2 separate regions of the Homo sapiens genome follow, and region 2 is linked to region 1. The links are chromatin loops, found by intact Hi-C in ENCODE. Cell type or tissue: ascending aorta. All regions are shown on one strand. Links, peaks and the distances in the headings refer to the core of each region. The heading gives the core; the rest is flanking DNA.

Region 1 (5,380 bases), core at 179-5,178:
ACTTTGGTGTCAATTTTTAAGGGTCAGGAGAACTCCTGGTGGTACATTTTGACTAGGAGGTAGCTCTCTTAGCAAATGCATGTTGCTCCAAATGCAATGTGCATGATTTCTAGTATTCGGGTTGAATAAGCACTTCTGTTAGCATGAGGACATCCTTCTCCAGTTGAATCATTTCTACCTACTGACTCCCTGTTTCAACATCACCAAAGATAGAAAACACACACACACACCCATATACCATTCCTTACTTCTCTTTCTTCTCTAACCTCACCAAAATACTACCCACTACTGGAGTCAGAGCTGCAAGGCTGCTAAGAAGCTGAACCCTCCATACCACCAGAGCCAGAAGAACCTCCAGCCTCCCAGGTATCATCCAGCCTCACTCCACAAAGTGCCACCCACTACAAGAGTGAGCCACAGAATCAGAAGTTTGTGGAATTACTAAAGTCTTGTTTTCCTATTTTGGAACCAGCAGTTTTGCCTAGTACCACCCAACTCCAGTCTCTAATCAGGCCTGCCCCCTCCAGTGGAGTATCAGTCAGGGCTTGAAAAATATCTCCTTGGGCACTTCTTCTAGCCCTGAGCTTGGCCAGCGCCTGGCTGGACTGGCATGCAAAGTTCACTGTGGTAGTAAAGGAAGCTATTTTGGGGCTCTGCCTTCCATCATGACTCATCAAAGTCTCCAGGGTCACAGAGTTCTCCCACGACACAGGATGTGATGAGTCATGAGACAGGGCAATTTGCATGATGCTCAATTATGCAAATTCAAGATGCATTAGATGTCATTGGTATTATCTTGATTTTAGATGTTGTTGTTACTTTCTTGGTGAACTTAATATTTATACAAAATTTCATGTATTAATTGCAACTTTGGTCCTCCCTCTCCTCTGGTCTCCTGAAATTTTGTTTCACAGCTGCAAATTCTCCCACTATGGAGGTTTTCAGAACAAATAACCCTCAAAGATTGCAAGTGGTTACTATAATATCTGCAATTGGTTCTCAGGTTGGAGAGACTTGCTCCTCCATCTCCTAGTTGACACTTGGCTCCTAAAAGGATACTTTTGCCTTAATGAGGTTGTTCAGTTAATGCCTGTTGAAATACATTCCCAGAGGACTCTAGACCAAAAAAGCGCTGCTCTGGTTCAATGTATTAGGTTGTGGGCTAAGTATTAATCCAGCTCTCACATCTGCGATGTGTTCCATAGTCCTATTTAAGCTTTAAAAGTAAGCCCCTGAAATAATGGTAGTGTCAAGAAATTAGAACAGGATTATTATTGTATAATAATATATAATATATAAGGTGTGGTAGTGTGTGCCTGTAGTCCCAACTACTTGGTGGGCTGAGGCAGTAGGATAGCTCGAGCCCTGGAGGTTGAGGCTGCAGTGAGCCATGATCAAGCCATTGCACTCCAACCTAGGTGACAGAGCAAGATCCTATCTCAAAAAAAAAAAAAAAAGCAGAGTTATTGTATAAATAACTTATTAATATTTATTTCAGGAAAAACCACCTATTTTCAAATAAAAACACTATTAAATATTCTCTTGATCTGATTCCAGATAATATTCATCAAATAATCCTAAGTTTTGGACATGTTTGCCTCTCCCTAGCAAAAATAAATAAATAAATAAATAAAAATCCAGATGCTTCCATTTGTATTCTGGGGAATTTGTCTGACGTTTCAAATTTTGTCATATATAGAAAAATTATGCTATAGGAAGGAATGAAATTCTTACTAATTAAAATATTTGAAAACTCTAGCTTTACTTACCTTCCCCTCCATCATTCTATAATTAAAGCAGAAATTAAGTAATTTATATATTCTTTATTCACAAACTAATATTTAAAAATTTTAAGCACTTAAAGGACAAACACTATTTTTCTGCTCTGACCCTGGGGCTTTTGCATACTGCATTAATCATATTGGCCTGTCCATTTCATTTAAGAACTTGCTAATCAGTTTTAAAAAGAGAGTAAGAAACTCCAAACATAAAACAAACCCAACGAAATATTTGCTAGTTATTAGTAATAAAGAGCCAACCTTTAAAATTCTTGTGTCCTTTAGGGGGCACCAACTTCTCAGCTATTTTGAATCCAAAGCTCAGGCTTGTTAGGGACAAAGCTAATCAGGCCGATGTGATAAAGCAAGGGATGTGTGACTGGCCACAGATGAGCAATTTAAAACAAGGTCACTTACTAAAAGTAGGCTGGATTTATCTAACCAGAGTAAATCAGAAAAGTGAAGAGAAGGTCAGTGATGAACTAAGGACCCCAGCCCAGAGCTCCTCCTGGCAGTCAAGACAGGCCTGGCTCTGGCTTGTGGGCCAGCCTGCAATACTGCCAGAGGCAAGTGTTATACTGATTATTTGGGAGAGTGAGGATTTCTTAGCACTGAGGAGAGTCCAGCTGAGTCCCCAGCCTCAGCAGGGACAGTGCACAGCGTTGGGTGTCTGATCACTAGGGTTATTATCCCTCATTAAGCATGATTGAAGATAAAAGACATCTCCAAAGATGGCAAACCTATTGTCTGTTCAAAATGAAAAGTAGTCAGGGAGTAAGCTCTTAGGTGATGAGAAGAAAGCCACCTGAGTTCTGGGATTAAACAATTCACACACTTGTGGGCAGATTCAACAGTGATGAGGAGGCAATTAATGGACTAATTGGTGCCTTCTTTTTTTTTTTTTTTTTTTGAGACAGAGTCTCACTCTATCGCCCAGGCTGGAGTGCAGTGGCGCAATCTCAGCTAATTGCAAACTCCACCTCCCAGGTTCAAGCAATTCTCGTGCCACAGCCCCCTGAGTAGCTGGGATTACAGGCACCCGCCACCACACCCGGCTAATTTTTTGTGCATTTTTAGTAGAGACAGGGTTTCACCATGTTGGCCAGGCTGGTCTCAAACTCTTGACTTCAAGTAATACACCCACTTTCACCTCCCAAAGTGCTGGCATTACAGGTGTGAGCCACTGCACCCGGCTGGTAACAAACATTTAAAAACACTTGCCTCATGTAGATCTGTTCCATCAATCCTATCACCTTTTCACTGTCCTTCACTTCTCTAATATCCTCACTTACCCAGCTTAAATTCTAGGTGACTACAAGAGATAAACAATCTTTATAACAGAGGAATCTCACTGTAACCACCTAACCAGTGATCAAATTTAACATCAGTGCTAGTGGGACAACCTGTTACTCATCTTCTGATGTGATGTGATATGAAGTTCCTAGTACTACTGAAGTGTTATTGCAAAAATGTGCAACCTTAATCTAATTGAGCCTTTAGACCCAATTTTCAGTTTATAAGAAATACAGAGAATAGATGAATATAGTAAATGACACCCTGATGAAACAGTGAGAGAAATTCAGAATGTGGGATATGTTATAGCTGACCTGGTCTCTTCAAAATGTCAATGTCACAGGGGGAAAAGTGTGGCAGGGGGACGGCTCTTTCAATTTTCCTACTCATTTGACAATTTTCTTAACAGAAAGTTGGGAAAAAATTACTGTCAATCATTAAAATTAAAATACCCTTCCCTGAATCCTCAACTCCCTTGACCCTCTTCTTACTTTGTCATGGTTGTCTGATAAGACCACACTCTAGCTAAATCCAACTCTTAGCTTATTCTGTGCTTGCACCTGGCAGTTGAAGTGGGCTGGGAAAAAAAGAAAAACCACACATGCGCACACATGTGTGCGCATGTGTGTACGTTAGCGCACACGTGCCTGCTGTCAGGTCTCGGTTAAATTCAAGTGGGCCCTTAGTGTCGCTGGCAATGCTACTGCATGTCCCCAGCCCATTCACTCTCTCACTCTTCTAGATGACTATTATATTCTCCCTACTCAGCCCCAGCTGAAGACTTTATTTCCAATTTTCCCAAGAAAGTGGAAGCAACTACAAGAGAATCTCCACAATCCCCAACGACCCGGACCTGTGCCCATATATTCCACCTTCCCTCCTATTACTATGGAAATTCCATGTCCCTATTCAAGGCCAACCCATCCACTTGTCCCCAGGGACCTCTTCACATCTCACCTAGCACACTCTTTCTCTTCCATCAACAATCATTTGATTTTCCTCCATAACTGACCAGTCCCCCTACAACTCACATGCTGTAATTTCTCCTATTTTAAAAATCAAAATTCCTTTGCCCACACATCTCACTCATCTACTGGCCCATTTCCTGCCTTCTTTATGGCAAACTCCTTGGAAGACTTGTCTACACTTGCTGCCTCTGATTCTTCTCCCCCGATTCTCTTCTCTGGTCAGACTTTTGCCCCCACTAGTCCATTGAAACTGCTCTTGTCAAGGTCACCTGTGACCTCCCTGTTGCTAAATGCAGTACTGAAATCTCCATGCATTCCCTTGCCCCATCAGTGGTATTTGACATGGTTCACAATTTTCTACTCCCTGATATGGATTTTTCACCTGGTTTTCAGACATTACACTTTCCTGGTTTTCTCTTCTCGGTCTAGCTGCTCTTCTCAGTCTCTGTTGCTAGTTTCTGACCTATTTACACTAGAGGGTCTCAAGGTTCAGTTCTCTCTACTCAATCATCCCACTCAGATGTCAACTGGGCATGTCAAATCTAACATGTCTGGAATGGAACCCTAATCTCTCCCCTTCCCAAACTTGCTCCACCTATCTCAGGACACGATGTCCCCATTCAATGCAAAACTGGACAGCACTTTGACTCTTTTTTTTTCTCTCACACCCTACATCCAATCTGTCAGCAAGTCTGTTGGCTTTGCCTTCAAAATATGTCCAGAATTTTCCCTCATCTCTTATCATCTCTACTGCTACCACCTGGACCAGCCACCATCACCTCTTGCCTAACTGGTCTGTCTGTCCCCATCCCTTGTCCTCTTGCACCTATTCTCAACAGAGCAGCCAGAATGATTCTGCTGAAACATAAATGAGTCATATGTGTCAGTCCTCTCTCAAATTCTTCAGTGGCTTCCTTTCTTGCAGGGGGTAAAAGCCGGAATTGTTACAATGGCCTGCAAGGCCTGACGTGATTTGGTACCCTATTGCTTCTCTCATCTCCTGTATTCTTCCACTCAGGTTCTTGCCTTAGAATATTGGCACTTGCTGTTCCTTCTGTCTAGAATGCTTTCCCGCCAGGTCTCTGCATGGGCTACTTGCTCATTTCCTTTAGGTCTTTATTTAAATGCTGTCTTCTCAGTGAGGGCTGCCTGAACCACCTGTTTACAATCACACCTGCGTCTCTACAACTGGTCCTCCCCCATCCTCCTTCCCTATTCTTTTTCTATGTAACACCTATCTGCCTGATAAGTGTGACCAACTATCCTGGTTTGCCCGGGACTATGCCAGTTTCAGCACTGAAAGTCCCACATCCTGGGAAAGGCCCTGGTCCCAGGCAAACT
Region 2 (5,380 bases), core at 167-5,166, 100 kb after region 1:
CTTCAGCGAGTGAATCCTGTGGTCAGGAAGCAAGATCTCAGAAAGAAATTGTAAGGGCACTGCCCTCTATCACACTTTCACTCATTCAAAAATGTATTGAACATCTACTACATGCCAGGTATGCATGAGGTTCTGGGAGTATTAGATGAGCAAGATACAGGAGTATTCCCAAGGAGTTCACAGCCTAACAGGGAGACAGACAGGGAGCGACAGGCCATTGTGAAATGACCAGATATACACCAGGATGGGTAAATACAATTACAGTGGGAGCACACAGTCGGAGCAGCTAGCCCTCCCTGGGATGTGGGGCTGGAGGGCTCCCCAGAAGGGACATCAGATGTGTGTTTTAAAGAATAAAGTCAGCCAGTCAGAGAAGGGGAGAAGAGGAAAACAGGCAGAGAAATGAGCATGATAGTGGCAAGGAGCAGGGAGGGAGCAGGCACCTCCCGGAAGCTGGAAGAAGGAACGTGAGGCACAAGGGCGGAATGGTGAGAAACAGGGCAGAGAGAGAGTAGGCAGGGGTGGGGTTGTGGAGAGCCCTGTGTATGAACATATCACATGGACCGAAGAATCGAGTCTGGGCTCACAAACTAGCAGACTGGGAGTAGAAGGTGCACTTGGAGAAGTGGCACAGCGACATCGTTGAGGTGTGTTGTGGACCCAAACTAAGGTGCAGGACAGAAAGGAAGAGGAGGAGAGAAGGGGCATAAGAAATGTCAAGTGAGGAAAGGATTTATACACATACACCTGTAAACATGCACAACTGATCAGTAAAATATGAAAAAATCTTGCTATCATTAATAAAGTGATAAAAAATAAAATGATATGGTACCTTCTTCTGTCGTACATGGAGTTACACCACTGGTACTTGGCCCTTTGAGTCTAGAGCTCCAAAGAGAGCCCTGGGCAACAGGCAGGGTTTGGGTATGTGGTGGTCAGAGGCCTCGGCAGTGGATAAAATCACCAAGGAAGAGTCAACAGAGTGAGGATGTAGGGCACAACCCTGGAGAACACTAGCAGTTGGGTGCACAGAAGTTGAAGAACAGTTCAAGGAGGCTGAGAAGGAACAGTCGGAGAAGTAGGAGGAAAACCAAGAGAAAGTAGTGTCATGGAAGCTCAGAGAGGAAGGAATGTCAAGGAGGAGGAAGTGATGAAGAGCTTTGAAAGTTGCAGAGACTTCAAGTAAGATTGACCTTTAGACTGAAAAGTTTTCATTGTATTTTGCAAATAAGTCATCAGCGACCTTGGCAGGATGGGTTCAATGTTTGGTGGGAGAAGAAGCTACATGGCCGTGACGTGGCGAATGAATGAGGGATGAGGAAGCGCAGATGAGGAGTATAGCCACATTAAAGATGGCTGGTTGACTTTGGGAAGAATAAGGTTGTTTTGGAGTTGTAAGGAGACCCCCAGAATTGAGTTCCTGTTTTCTCCACCACAATTCTAAACCAATCGGGTGGTAGGATGAGAGCAAGGCAGATGGAGATCAAAACGTCAGCTTTATTAGGGATAAAGCTGACATTGGAAATGGTAACATTAAATGTTCAGCAACATTTTTTCCAAATGAGAAAGACAGACCCACTCATCACAGGCAGCACTGAACACCCGAGGCCTTCCTGCAGAGAGGCTGCCCCTGGAGAGCTGGAGCCACGTGAGAGTAGACTAGAATGAGAGCTTGCTGATAAGGCTGGCTACGAAAAGGAAAGAGGAGAGGTGAAGAAGATGAGTCAGCCAAGACATTCCTCCTCTCTGGGGAGAAGAAAAGGAGAAGCGGAAAGAGGACAAGGGGCATTTTAGGGAAATCTCTCCTCATGGAAATAAGGAATGGGGGCAAACCTGTAAATACTGACCCAGAAGGAGATAAGTATAGTTAGCATCTTTTTTTGCATCTTTGCAAGAGCATATGTATTTGTATGACCCAGAATGGTTATTTATGTGGTAGGACTGGATAGAATGGGGGCGAGTTCAGGGGGGCGCGACTTCTTGCTCTCTGTAAAGAAGAAAGGTACTGAAATCACACATGGCTTTACTATTTTTCACATTTGATTTTTAACACATACTGGTTAGTGACTTTTTGCAAATTATTATCATTACATAGCAACTCTATCTTATTCAGTGCTCTTTACATTTCATTTTGCTGGGTATTAACAGAGTAATTCTTTCCTGCTTTGTTATTTGCATTTGCCTGGTATTTTTTCTTGACTTTTTATTCTCAATTTTTATCACATTTGTTAAATGTGTTTATTTCTTGTATGTGTGTGTATATATATATATATACACACATACACACACACACATACATATATATATACAAGAAAGCATATAACTGTCTGCTTTTTATTTTACCAAATCTAATAGTCTCTTTTAAGAATAATTCTATTCACATTTAATAATACATTGAATTTTATTGCTTCTATTTTACTTAATATTTATTACTTATTTAAGCCCCCTTGATGTTCTTTATATTAATTAGTTATCAAGTTTCTGTTCAATTATTTTCTTTCTCTTCTTAATTTGGGAGCTCTAGTCTAGTTTTTCATTCTACCAGGTCCTTCTCCTTTTTGTCACTGGTAGTCAAACTCATTCTTTTATTCCATTATACCAACATAAGAGTCCAACTATTTCCCCAGATTCTCTCCTCTCCTGCTGTTCCTCCTCCCCCAGCATGAGGCCTTTAGGACGCTTTCACTTCCCACTCTCACACACCAATGTGAGACCTGTGGAAACTTCACTTCCCCTCTTTCTCCTTTAGAACTTTTTGTTCCAGGCTATTGTTAACATTTCCCTTGAAATATGTCTCTTCTATTTTCAGCAATTATATTACACATTCCTGAACTGTCTATTATTATCTGTCTGAATTTAACTGACGATGTGTTGTAAGGCTCCTTGCTCACCACTAATTTTTTTCTCCCTTTTCCTCCTCTTTCCATCCTGTAGCCTTTAAGCTGATTCATCTATTGTTTGGTTAGATCTTAACACCCTTTTATCTGGTGGAAGATATGGGTGACAGGTCTTTTCCTTGCATATTCTCAACTATGTTTCCTTGACCCTGACAGAGGAGTGGGGTCTTGCTACAGGATTCTTGGTGTGCAGTGTTTTTCTCTCAGTAATCTTCACACGATTGGCCTCAATCATCCCTACTTCAGGTGTCATAGAAGAGAAAGTTGATGCCCCCATGATCCTTCTTCCCCTATAAGTCACTTGTACTTTCTTTCTGGAAGACTGTAAGATTTTCTTTTCATCCTTAGACTTCTGGAATTTCTCAACCTATGAATCATTTGTCTTGCCCATAACTTGCCAAAACCTTCCAATAGGCAGACTCAGGCCCTTTCTTAACTTGGGAAATTTACTTCCTATTAACTACTACTTTTCTTTCCTTCAGCTACTGAATTTGTCTGCAGATCTTGTCATTTGGTTCCAGAAAGTCTTTTTGTGCTCTACTGGAATGTTTATGTCCTAACGTTAATATTTTAAATGTATTACTGTTCCCTAGTGGCTTGGTTTCATGTGAGCCTCTTCTAAGAGCATTGCTGTGCCCCCTAAGTATAAGGGTAATGTTTTCTTTTGTCTGCTCTCTGGGCTCAGGGCCAGCAGCTGAGGTGCCTTCTCAGAAGGGACAAAAATGGTGGTTCTCAATCCCCTATCAAGTCACTGGCGGGGAGACTCTCATTTTCCTGTTTTCTCACATCTCCCAGGCTCAGGAGTAGAGATAGACTCAGCACACCTGTACAACTCCCTTACCTCATCCAGCCAGATCCATCTGCCAGGATACTCACTGATGCCCAGATACTGGTGCCCTCTTATGATTACAGAATCGGGGGTGGTTTGGAGACCATGTGTTTACTCATACAGCTTTAAGAAAGTAGCACATGTTTAGGGTCCACAGTTTGACCTAAAAAGTCACATTTTCTAGAACTCAGCACTTTCTTGTTTCATTTGGAAAGGTGGTTTTAAAGGCTGAAGTTGGCCCTGGTGGAGGTCAGAGATCATACGTGGTTTCCATAGTGACAGAAGCCAGTGCAAGTCTTGGCAATAAAAGGTAAGCTTCTCTTAGCCGGGGCCACTCCTCTGGTCCCTGGCTTGAGTCTCCAGGCTCAGCAGATGGGGTGTCATCTTCTCCAGGCTTAATATTGGCAGGAATCCCTTTTGGTCACTCCCAACCAGTCTCTCTGGAGAGGTGAGGCATATCTATTCTAGCTTGTTACTCTGCCTTTGCAACCCAGGAATGAAAGGTCTTAGGCTATCAGGCCCCAAATTCACTTTTTTTTTAGGACCTATATGCACCTATTCACTGCAGAGATGACAGTTCCCCTACATGGTTTTTAGGAAATCATGTTCTTACATCATTGATCTCTTAAAATCCTCCTTAATCTGCTAGACCAGGCTTGGCTTTCTTTCCTGACTAGCTTACACATTCTAGCATTCAGTGTCTGCTCCAGGTTTGTTTTTAAGCCTTGGAGCCAAGTGCCAGTCTGAGCTGTTTTCCACTCCATCACTTTGAATCATTTCCCTGCTCTATTGTTTCACTTCCTGTCCATCATTTTGAGCATTCCTCAGTGGCCCAAGATGGGGGCCAAAAATTTCCTACTTTTGATAAACAGGGCATGGGTGAACGTTGATGAGGTTTCAACAATGTGACCTTGGGCAGATCACTTAAACCTCCTGAGCCCTGACTTCCTCATCTGTGAAATGCTTATAAAACCTGCCCTGCCCCGTTCACAGGCTTATTATGGAACTCAAATGACATGAGAAAGCACTTTGAAAACTGAAGTGCTCTACACATGTAAGGCTTTGTTTTATCTTTCAAAAACAGTGGCTCGAGTTCCATAAGTGGAGCTTTGCAGTATTAACTTACTTCTGTGGATTTTGCAGTTTCAAATTCATGAGCCATTCTCATGATTGCACAGAATCCACTCTTAGAGCTTCCTTTACATTTTCATTGTTTCTGAAAACAATCACTTTTTCATTTATTGAAAGGCCATCACTCCAGGTGAAAAAGGAAAAGATTTCTTTCTACAGCCTGTCACGGTTACAATTTAAAGCCTACTAATGTTGGAATGGCAGATTCAGGTGGTTGATGTGGTAGATGTGGAGATGTGGGGACCTGAGGGTCCCCCTTCAAGAAAGGACTGACTGCCTGGCTGCAGAGATTAAGATTAAAGCATGCTTCAGCTGCAGAGAGCCACCTGGCCCCAGGTCATACCTTCCCAGGGCATCCCACATCTGTCCTGTGACTGAGTGAGGTAGGTAAAAGCCCAGTCACTCTGGCCTGACACAGGACACTCTGATGAGCAATACACAATCCAGAGCTTCCCAGTGGGTTGGCTGAGGCTTTGCAGGGTTGGACTGTGCTGGATTTCTCCCTCTGCCCAATCCTGCTTCT

What was found. Hi-C counts contacts between places; a loop is a spot of excess contacts. Peaks named below come from ENCODE experiments on the same cell type or tissue, not always from the same donor. Only the 100,000 strongest peaks of a DNase experiment are listed, where the experiment ranks them.
Region 2: a loop joins it to region 1, with 2.1 times the contacts of the local background. A loop is called at or near these places in 2 of 110 quality-filtered maps.

What each region holds. Positions count from the first base shown.
Region 1 is chr15:51,227,949-51,233,328 of GRCh38, forward strand. The region is part of intron 3 of CYP19A1 (cytochrome P450 family 19 subfamily A member 1); the gene reads right to left. The region is part of intron 1 of MIR4713HG (MIR4713 host gene); the gene reads left to right. Among named protein-coding and RNA genes, the nearest start is that of MIR4713, 12 kb to the right of the region's middle. RefSeq lists enhancers at 504-798, 524-818. In ascending aorta, for the core only: a CTCF peak has its summit at 2,079 (motif pointing right); a DNase peak (open chromatin) is centred at 643; H3K27ac peaks cover 880 bases.
Region 2 is chr15:51,329,662-51,335,041 of GRCh38, forward strand. All of the region lies in intron 1 of CYP19A1 (cytochrome P450 family 19 subfamily A member 1), which reads right to left. Among named protein-coding and RNA genes, the nearest start is that of CYP19A1, 6.2 kb to the right of the region's middle. In ascending aorta, for the core only: no CTCF peak of the experiment used is centred there; no DNase peak of the experiment used is centred there; H3K27ac peaks cover 1,698 bases.